Regions from separate parts of the Homo sapiens genome. Here region 1 is linked to region 2. The links are chromatin contacts, found by Hi-C or POLR2A ChIA-PET in ENCODE. All regions are on one chromosome and are shown on one strand. Each heading gives the region's core, a stretch centred on a gene start or an enhancer-like site at or near the end of the contact. The rest is flanking DNA. Distances are from core to core; before and after follow the strand shown.

The links. A loop is a pair of places that touch in the nucleus more often than their neighbours do. ChIA-PET counts read pairs that join two places held with the same protein, here RNA polymerase II (POLR2A). Pooled maps may share reads with other maps.
Region 1: a map of Right ventricle myocardium inferior shows a loop between it and region 2 (3-fold over the local background). The contact joins the enhancer-like site here to the promoter of SOCS7 in region 2. A Hi-C loop is called at or near these places in 8 of 168 maps with a recorded cell type or tissue (B cell, HepG2, OCI-LY7 and 5 more), 7 of 37 single-sample maps with no recorded cell type and 19 of 50 pooled maps. POLR2A ChIA-PET finds 5 or more read pairs at or near these places in 2 of 52 experiments (AG04450 and WTC11).

What each region holds. Positions count from the first base shown.
Region 1 is chr17:38,508,094-38,512,458 of GRCh38, reverse strand. ARHGAP23 (Rho GTPase activating protein 23) reads right to left here. Exons shown (of 24, transcript NM_001199417.2): 24 at 74-2,515. The coding sequence ends at 1,487. Among named protein-coding and RNA genes, the nearest start is that of ARHGAP23, 82 kb to the right of the region's middle. RefSeq lists enhancers at 2,059-2,875, 2,876-3,703. Within about 2 kb of position 2,651, at least 3 of the 41 ENCODE cell types and tissues checked have a DNase peak (open chromatin) inside an H3K27ac peak, as active enhancers do.
Region 2 is chr17:38,348,772-38,353,191 of GRCh38, reverse strand. SOCS7 (suppressor of cytokine signaling 7) reads right to left here and starts at 1,348. Exons shown (of 10, transcript NM_014598.4): 1 at 160-1,348. The coding sequence starts at 1,139. LOC124903991 (a long non-coding RNA gene) reads left to right here and starts at 2,196. Exons shown (of 2, transcript XR_007065738.1): 1 at 2,196-2,274; 2 at 2,467-2,733.

The DNA of each region.
Region 1 (4,365 bases), core at 1,402-3,901, 160 kb before region 2:
AGGTACCTCTCCTGTCTCCCAGCCCCACTCTGGCCCTTTCCCTCCAAAACAAGTGAGACAGCTGACTCATGCCTTGAGGAAAGCTATTTATTTCCAAGATATAGACTGTACTTTTAAGACAGGACTTTTCAGAAGCAGGAAATTTTAGTTGTTGCCAGAGAGGTGTGTCAAGGACACAGTGAAAGGAGCCATGCGGACATGGGGTGGAAGGCTTTGTCCAACACTGTTACAACACTTTTGTAAATGAGCAAAACATCTTTAAAAATCCTTATAAATTCTTTATAATATGTTACACATTTAGAGACAATATTTACAATAAAAGAATGGGGGAGGGAGGGAAAGAAATCTACTTTACAGTAAATCTTTGCATAAAACAAGAGGACTGATAGACGTGGCAGCGGGTTCACCACCTACCTGGGCTTCCCTGGAATGAGTGAGGGTGTGTGGGGGCTGGCCTGGTGATTGGAAGTCTATTTACAGCCTGTGGGGAGAAGAGGGCGCTGGGTCCTGTCCATCCTGCAGGAACAGCCCAGCTCAGACCCCATAAATCAGTGTGTGAGTGACAGAGAGACAGCAGGGGTGTTGACTATCCCTCCTCCTAAGGGGAAGAAGGTGGGCTTCTGTGTGCCTGGGCTGTGGAAGGAACAGGCACAGATGGAAAAACAAAAAGAGGGGTGAGGGAGGTACCAGCAAGGGGGACCCTGGACCCCCCCCACCAAAAACTGTCTGGGGAACAGGCAGCTGCCCGTGGTTAAAGCGCTTAGAGGGTGACTCAGGCAAAAGGATGTTGGGGAGTAACCCTGGTGAGGGTTTCAGTCCTGCCTCCTTGGAATGGCCCCAACCCCCTTCTCTGGCTCTGGCAAGGGGGGCGGGCAGGATCCTGTGTGCACCAAAGGCAGGGAGCCCGGGGGCGCAAAGTGGGGACCAGGGTGGGGATAGGGGGACAGAAGTCGCTACTGGAAACACCTTGGGACAATGACTGCACACACAAGCCCCTCCCCCCATGGACATACGCACCCTACACCTCCTCTCCCCAGACATACACACATCCCCGCTTACAAGCTGAGGTGGGAGGGCAGAAGAAAGAAGCAAAAAGCCAGCATCACCCAGGATCTTTCCTTTAGTCTGAAACTTAGGGGTTCCCTAGCCACACCCCATGGTCCACAAGGGTCCCCAAGTGCAGCCACAGAAAGGCTCAGAAGGACCTATCGGGCGCATGTGTGCAGGGACACAGACCCCAGCAGCCCACGCCCCCTCCTCTTCTGCTCATCACCTCTGGAACCCCCTTCCATTCAATTAGTCCGGCCCCAGCCTTCTCCTCTGCCCTGCCAGTTCCAGCACACCAACTAGAGACACTGCCTGCTGCGCCCTCCACCCACACCATGCACCCAGGGGCCACAGAAGAGGAGGTGCAGGCTGGTGAAGCCTCCTGGTTCCAAAGGGGCTCTAGGGAGGGGTGGCGCCCGAGCGGCGCGGGAGGTGGGGATCACAGACACTGATGCAGGCGGGAGGCGGCCGAGCGGCGCGGGGGCTGGCTCTGCAGGGACCCCGTGTCCCCGGGCGCGGGCGGCTGCGAGGCAGCGGACGACGGGGCCCGCGCCTTGGTGGACTCCAGGCTGCTGAGTCCGGAGTCCTTGTTGTCACTGTGCGCCCGCGCGCCCGCAGGCTCCGGGGGGCCCCCTCCGCCCAGCTCCTTCCACTCGTTGAAGTTGAGGTCAGTCAGCGGGCTCTGCACCACCACGGTGTGGCGGCGCCAGCTGCTCCGGCGCCGCCGGGTCTCGGGCGACAGCGGCCGCCGCAGGCGCACGGCGAGCATGTCGTCCGCCGTGCCGCGGAGCCTTAGACGCAGCGCCTCCATGCGCGAGGGCCGGGAGGCCAGCGCCGCCGCCGGGGGCCGCAGCGACTCCTGGCTGCTGGACGACGCCGAGCCGGGCGGCTCCGGGGCGCGGGGACCGCCCCGGCCCGCGCCCTCGCCGTCTGGGCGGCCCCGGGCCAGGCGGCGGCGCGCCAGAGTGTCGCAGGGCATGAGGTGGTGCGAGCTGAAGGACGGCCGGCGTGTCAGGCGCCCCCCAGGCCCCGCGCCCGCCGCGCCCTCAGTGTCCGTCTCCACGTGGCTCAGCTCGCTACGCTCGTCGTCCGCCTCATCCCCCGCCCCTGCCCGCCGACCGCTAGCGCCCGAGCACACGCTGCGGTCCATGGTGGACAGGGTGGAGTAGCCCGACACAATGGAGCGCGTGTCCGCGGCCGGCCGCTCCTCCGGCGCCGCCGGGGGACTGAGGCGTCCGGGGGCCTCGGGGGCGACGGCGCCAGGCAGCGGCCCCTGCGGCCGCTCCTGAGTCCCCGGCGCTGTGGCCCCCGCCCCAGGCTTGTGCGCCTCCTGCTCCGAGTCGTCGTCGGTGCTGCTGCCCAGCCCCCGCGCCTCCCGCCGCTTCTTGCGCTTGCGGTTGACGGCCGAGATGAAGGAGATCGCCAGCATCTCCCGGGCGTACGGCTCCTTCTTGGGGGCCCACGAACCCTGTGTGGGAGACAGGTCAGGATGCGGGGGGCGCCCGGACTCGGCCCCCTGCCGACCCCGCTCTACCCGGTCCACCCCCACGTCACGGCACCCAGTCGCCACAAGCCCCAGCCAAGGCCAGCACCCACGGCCGCATCATAAAACGCTCCTCCTCCAGCCCCGTGCCGCCCTCCGTCCAGAGACTACCCCCGCTGGCCCAAATCTAGGCTCTCAGCTCTTTCTTGTGAGGTGGGCTGGTCTCCCAAAGCCCCCTTCCATTCTGTTTTCCGTATCCAGCCCTGGCTAAATCCTTTAGACACGGCTCTGGTGATGACAATCTCTCCACAGTGAATAACGCTTGGCAGCCTGAATCCGTTTCACACACGCCCCTGGGGTGTCATCACCAGAGCTTCCTGCATGCTGATCCCCAAATCCCCGCCAGGGGCGCTCTCTGACCACAAGTCCCCCACCTCCTCTCCACCCGCTGCCACCTGGAAACCTGCCTTCCCACCTGCCCAGCATCTACAGGCCTCTCCAGGGCAACCCGCCCAAGTTCACGTCCTCCCCTTTCCGCCGGACCCCACCAGCTCCCCACCCCGCCAATCCCCAATCCCAGGTCAATCCCGCCGCCAGCTCCGCCCCTGCAAGTGGCTGAAAGATCCCGTATGGTGTCATGGTTTGGATTGGAGCCGCTCCCAAACTGTGATTTCCAACCCCAAGTTGGGCAACTTCATGCCGCTGTTCTCACCTGAACCAGCCCTCACTGCTACACCCTGTGGTGTTTTGGGGCCTTGGCCTTTCACACTTTCCCAGGAGGGCCCATGCTGCCGCCCATGGCCTTCTGGAAGCTGGTTTTCATCCGCCCTTCTGGCCTCTCCTCTGCCTCTTGGGAGGTTCTTCTTGCCCGCCCCCCGCCCCGCCCCTGCCTTCCCCTGCCTTCCCCACTGAGACTCAGTGTTCCCAGGACTGTTTTTGGCCCCTTTGCCTTCTCTGTTCGTGTTCCCTAGAAAATACCATTCCCAAGCAGCGCTGCTATCCAGGCCTCCCTGTCCAACACCACACTCACTTGAGCTCCGGGACTCTTCTTCCCATTGAGAATCCATTTCTACCTGGGTGTCTGTAGGCTCTTAAAACTCACCTATCCGGAACCACAGCATCCTACCTACCCCTGCCCCAAACTGCCTCCATTCACACTGCTCACCTTAGGGCGGTCTTGTGACTCCTCCCTCTCTCCTCCACCCACAGCCAAGTCCTGGATTCTTTTGAAATGGCTCCCAAAGCCAACTCCTCCTCCTCCTCCGGCAGGCCCTCATTCTGCCCTCTCTGGGCCCTCCTGCCCCTCCTAATAGGGTTTCCTGCCTCCACCCTTGCCCCAGCCCGGGTCTCTCCTCCAGAGCCACCATTCTGAAGCAGGAATCTGATCCTCACCCAGCTTTGCTCAGAAGCTTGCATGCCCCAGCACCCACCAGGATAAAGCACAAGTTCCCCAGTTCAGCACATGGGGCTCTTCATAACCCAGCCCCAACTTTCCCAGCCTACTGCCCTGCTCTGCCCTGACCCCAACCCCAACACAGCCCTCACTGTGGAAATACAGCCCTACCAACCCTTCCTTTGATGTGACCTACACTGTTACATTGCTGCCAGCCCTTAATGTCCCCCTGCCCTATTTGCTGGATGAGCTCCTACTCACCCTACAAGGCCCAGCTCGAACATGGCTTCCTCTGTACAGCCACTTCCCAGCCCTCCCTTTGCCTGAGATGGGAGATCACTTCTCTATGTTCCTGTCATCTCACTATGCTCCTAGCTCTTCTCACATCAGCCTCATCAAACTCTGAGCTCCTTAAGAGCAAAGGCTGTGACTTGGTTGTTTC
Region 2 (4,420 bases), core at 99-2,598:
GCGCTGACCTTATGCGAGATGTTACCACCTTTGGTCCCAAGTCTCTGCCTCCTCCTGAAGACCCTATCTTAAGAACTGTCAGGATCGCGATAGCAATAGATAAAAAGGGAAACCAAACAAGAAAAGGAAGTTTGTCGGCCAGCCCCCGGCCGGTCTCACCTCCCCGCGTCCAGCTCCCGGCCCGCAGAGCCTCCCATGTCTGTCAGGCTCGCAGCTGAAGCAGCCAGCTCTCCAGAAGGCCTCTTGCCGGTCCCATCCCCACCGCCGGAGCCACCGTTGCAGCTCTTGGTGCGAAAGAGGCGACTGAGGCGGATTTTGAAGGAGCCCTTCCGAGAAGGACCCGCGAGTGGCCGGAGGGGCCCGGGAGGAGGCGGGGGCGGGGGAGGTTGCTGCTGCTGCTGCTGCTGCTGCTCCCCTCTACTCAGGCGCCCCAGAGGGACCAAGTCCTGCAGCGGGAAGGGCACCGGAGGTAATTCAGGGCCTGGGGGCTGCAGCAGAAGCCGGCCGCCCCCTCCTCCTCCGCGACCCGGGCTGCTGAGCTCCTCTTCCGAGCAGCTGTTAGTCTCCAGGCTCTCGGCCTCCGATTCCAAGCCCTCCAGGACCAGCAGCGCGTCGCTCGTTTCCGTGGGGTCCTCCCCGGCCTGCGGGGCGGCAGCAGGCGGCTGGGGCTGCGGAGGGGGCGGCTGAGGAGGACACGGACACGGGCAGCAACCCCCACCGACTGTCTTGACCCCCGGCCCCGCCGGCTGCCCGAGCCCCAGAGCCGCCAACTGCGCCTCTAGTCCAGCCGCCGGGCCCCAGGTCCGCTCGAGCGCCAAGCCCGGCGGCAGGGCCTTGGGGTCCAGGGCACAGCGGTGCCGGGGACACAGCAGTTCCGAGGGTCCCGGCTCCGGGGCCGCCTCCACGTCCTCCTCCTCCGGCGGCCGACCCACGTTGCGGAACACCATCAGCTGCGGCGGCCGGGAGCCCCGCGGGCCGGGCCGCGCGAGGAAGGGTGGCGGCGGGGGGCCATGGCCCGGGGGCGGTGGCGGAGGGCCTGGCTCGGGGGCCGCCTCTCCATAGCCAAGGAGGCGGCTCAGGACGCGGTACGAAGCGGCCGCCGCCGCCGCCTCGCCATCCCGGAGCTCGGCCTCCTGCATCGGGGAGAGGGAGGGAGGGCGGGCGGCTGGGAGCCGGGCTGGGGTGGGGACTAGGCCGGGCCCCGCCGGAGCCCCGCCCGCCGCGGCCCCCGGAGCGACAGCGCTAACGGCCGCCGCGGCCTCTGCCTCATAGAGGGGGGCGGGGGGCGCGCGGAGCCCAGCGCGAGCCCAGGCCGCGCTCCGCCACCGCCGAGCACCGCCCCCAAGCCGACGTCACTTCCGGAAGGGCTTAGCCACGCCACTTTCCCCAGGGCGTGCTCGCGCTGGCCTCCACGGCGAGTGACGCCGCGCGCGCCCCCGGCCCCTATTGGCGGTGAGCTGTCTGTTGGCTGGCGTTGGTCTCTTTTCCCGGTCCTTGCTTTTCACTTCCTGGGCGCCCAGGCCCAGGCCATCCCATTCGGTAGAGTGGAGAGGCCTTGGAAACCATGGTCTGGTCCTGGGAGCGCGCCGCTGGCCTTGGGAGCACATATGGTTCTGCCATCTACGCCGCTTGCGATGTGTGACCTTGGCTGAGTCATTTCATCATTAATCTGTATCTCCGTCCGCCTGGCACCCAGTGAATGTTTGTGGAATCAGTACATGAATCGTGTTCTAGACCCAGTGCTGTACTGATAAATGTGTAACAACCAGCTCTCTGGGGGGAGAACGGGAATGTATGCACATATATAGGTACAAAAATTTGTCGTTAAGTTTTACTGACATAAAGGATGTGTAGTTCACAATTTACAATTAATAGTAAATTGGCAAATTCCATATAACTCTTTCTCACAGAATGCTTTCATTGATTTTTGCCAAACTCTTATATGGGTAGCCAAACTGTGATTGCAGTTGACCTAGGAGTGTAATTGTAAAGGTGAATGTTGGTTGATAAAACTGAAAAAGACAAAACTTAATTGGATTGTCAATGATGGGAGCAACTTCTTTGCTGAGTCAGAAAACGGTTTCAAATACTGGAAGAATATTTACTCAATTTTTGTGCTATTCATAATGTAACGGCTACAGACAACACATTAAGTTTTTGCTGTTGTTGAGATGGAATCTTTCTCTATTGCCCAGGCTGGAGTGCAATGGCGCTATCTTGGCTCACTGCAACCTCTGCCTCCCGGGTTCAAGCAATTCTCCTGCCTCGCTCCAGGTAATTTTTTGTATTCTTAGTAGAGACAGGGTTTCACCATGTTGGCCAGGCCAGTTTTGAACTCCTGACCTCAGGTGATCCACCCGCCTTGGCCTCCCAAAATGCTGGGATTACAGGCGTGAGCCACCGCGCCCACGCCCGGCCTTCTTATCTTTACACAGGGATAAGGATTGCAATTTTGCTTGCTTGCAGGCATGTTGTGAGGATCAAATAAGATCAAGCTTTTTGTGTGGAGGAGGTGAGACTGGAGGCAGGGAGCCCATTGAAATAGTCCCAGTGGGAGATATTGAGAGATGCAAGGGAAAAGGAGGAAGGATCAGCTGCAGAACTCAGTGACTTCTAATACCTGAGGGTGCATTGAGGGGAAGAGGGTGGAGGGTTGAGTCCTGCAACCAGAGGGACCTTTTCAGAATGGAAATGTGTTCATAGCCTGTGATTAAAATTGTTCATGGCTTCCCATTGTTCTTAGGCTAATGTGTGATCTTGTGATCTGACCCCTGTGTGATCTAACCCCTGCCTCTCTAGCCACATCCCCTGCTAAGCTCCACCTTGTTCTCTGTTCCCTGCATTCCCATCAACCTTGCGGCAGGCTCCCATACATGTGGGCAAGAAAAGCTATTCCCTTTTCTTGCAAGACTTTTCTCTTTTTGCTTAGTAAACTCCTACTCATCCTTCAGATTGAACTCACTCCTCACTACCTTAGGGAAATCTCCCTGCCTGGGCCCTTCCTCCTCCCCAGGCTCTGAGATCATTCCTTTGTTGCACTTACTTGCGCAGGTGTAATTTGCAATCTGTCTGTGGGGTCAGTTGATTAAAAGCTGTCCTCCCTACAAAACTGTAAATTCTATGAGGGCAGAAGCCATGTTTGCTTTTTGCCCCTTGGGGACTCTCCAGTGCCAAGGACAGTGCCTGGAATTGTTGTTCAACCTTAAGCCCTGTAAGAGTCTCCTGAGACAAATTCTGCACAACAGAATTAATTATCTTTCCTCACACATAAAGAGACAAAGTAAACCTCAGTGAGTTATTTAGCTAAAGTCACTCAATTCAAAAGGATGCAGTGAAAATCAAAACCAGCTCTGACTCCAGATAGTTCATTCTCTTCCCCTGGCTGCCTCTCAGGTGTCACTCAGGTTTCTGAAGAAAAGAAGAGCGATTGAGAGGGGCATGTTTACCCACGTCTGTAATTCCAGCGCTTGGGGAGGCCAAGGCAGGTCTTGGATCACTTGAGGCCAGGAGTTTAAGGCCAGCCAGGGCAACATAGCAACACTCTGGCTCTACAACAAATGTTAAAATTAGCCAGGCATGGTGGTGTGCCCAGATGTGGTCTCAGCTACTCAGGAGGCTGAGGCAGGAGGATTGCTTGAGCCCAGGAGGTGGAGACTGCAGTGAGCTGTGATCACACCACTGCACTCTAGCCTGGGTGACAGAGCAAGACCGTGTCTCTATATAGATAAATGAATAAAAGAAGAGAAATTGCTATAGAATCACACAACACCTGAGGCCTAAGAAGACTACCCAAGATCCCCAGCTTTCTCTCTGAGAAACTCTCTGGCCTCAGAGCCCATTACAAGCTGATTACAGGCAAGGTCCCTGGCTCTTCATCGCCCTCTGCTGTCCAGCTGCTTTCCTGGCCGTGGGAGAAGAGGACTGTGTGGGTTATCTGGAGTATCTCTACTTGCACGGAGTGCACAGAGGTACAGAGGAACACACGCGAGCTCTTTCTAAGGCAGGGCAAGCCATGGGGTAGACTTTTCCCATTTCCATAATTGTCCATTTCCGTAGCCCAGATCCTGGAAAAAACATTGAAAGTTAAATTCCAAGCAAAGAGGGTGTATCTTTGCATTTGTAGGACTTGAATTTGTGTTGGGGGTTGTTTGTTTGTTTTGAGACAGCATTTCATTCTTTTGTGTTTTTGTTTGTTTGTTTTGTTTTGTTTTTTTAGACGGAATTTTGCTCTTGTTGCCCAGGCTGGAGTGCAATGGCGCTATCTTGGCTCACTGCAACCTCTGCCTGCCAGGTTCAAGCGATTCTCCTGCCTCAGCCTCCCAAGTAGCTGGGATTACAGGCATGCGCCACCACGCCTAGCTAATTTTGTATTTTTAGTAGAGACAGAGTTTCTCCATGTTGGTCAGGCTCATCTCGATCT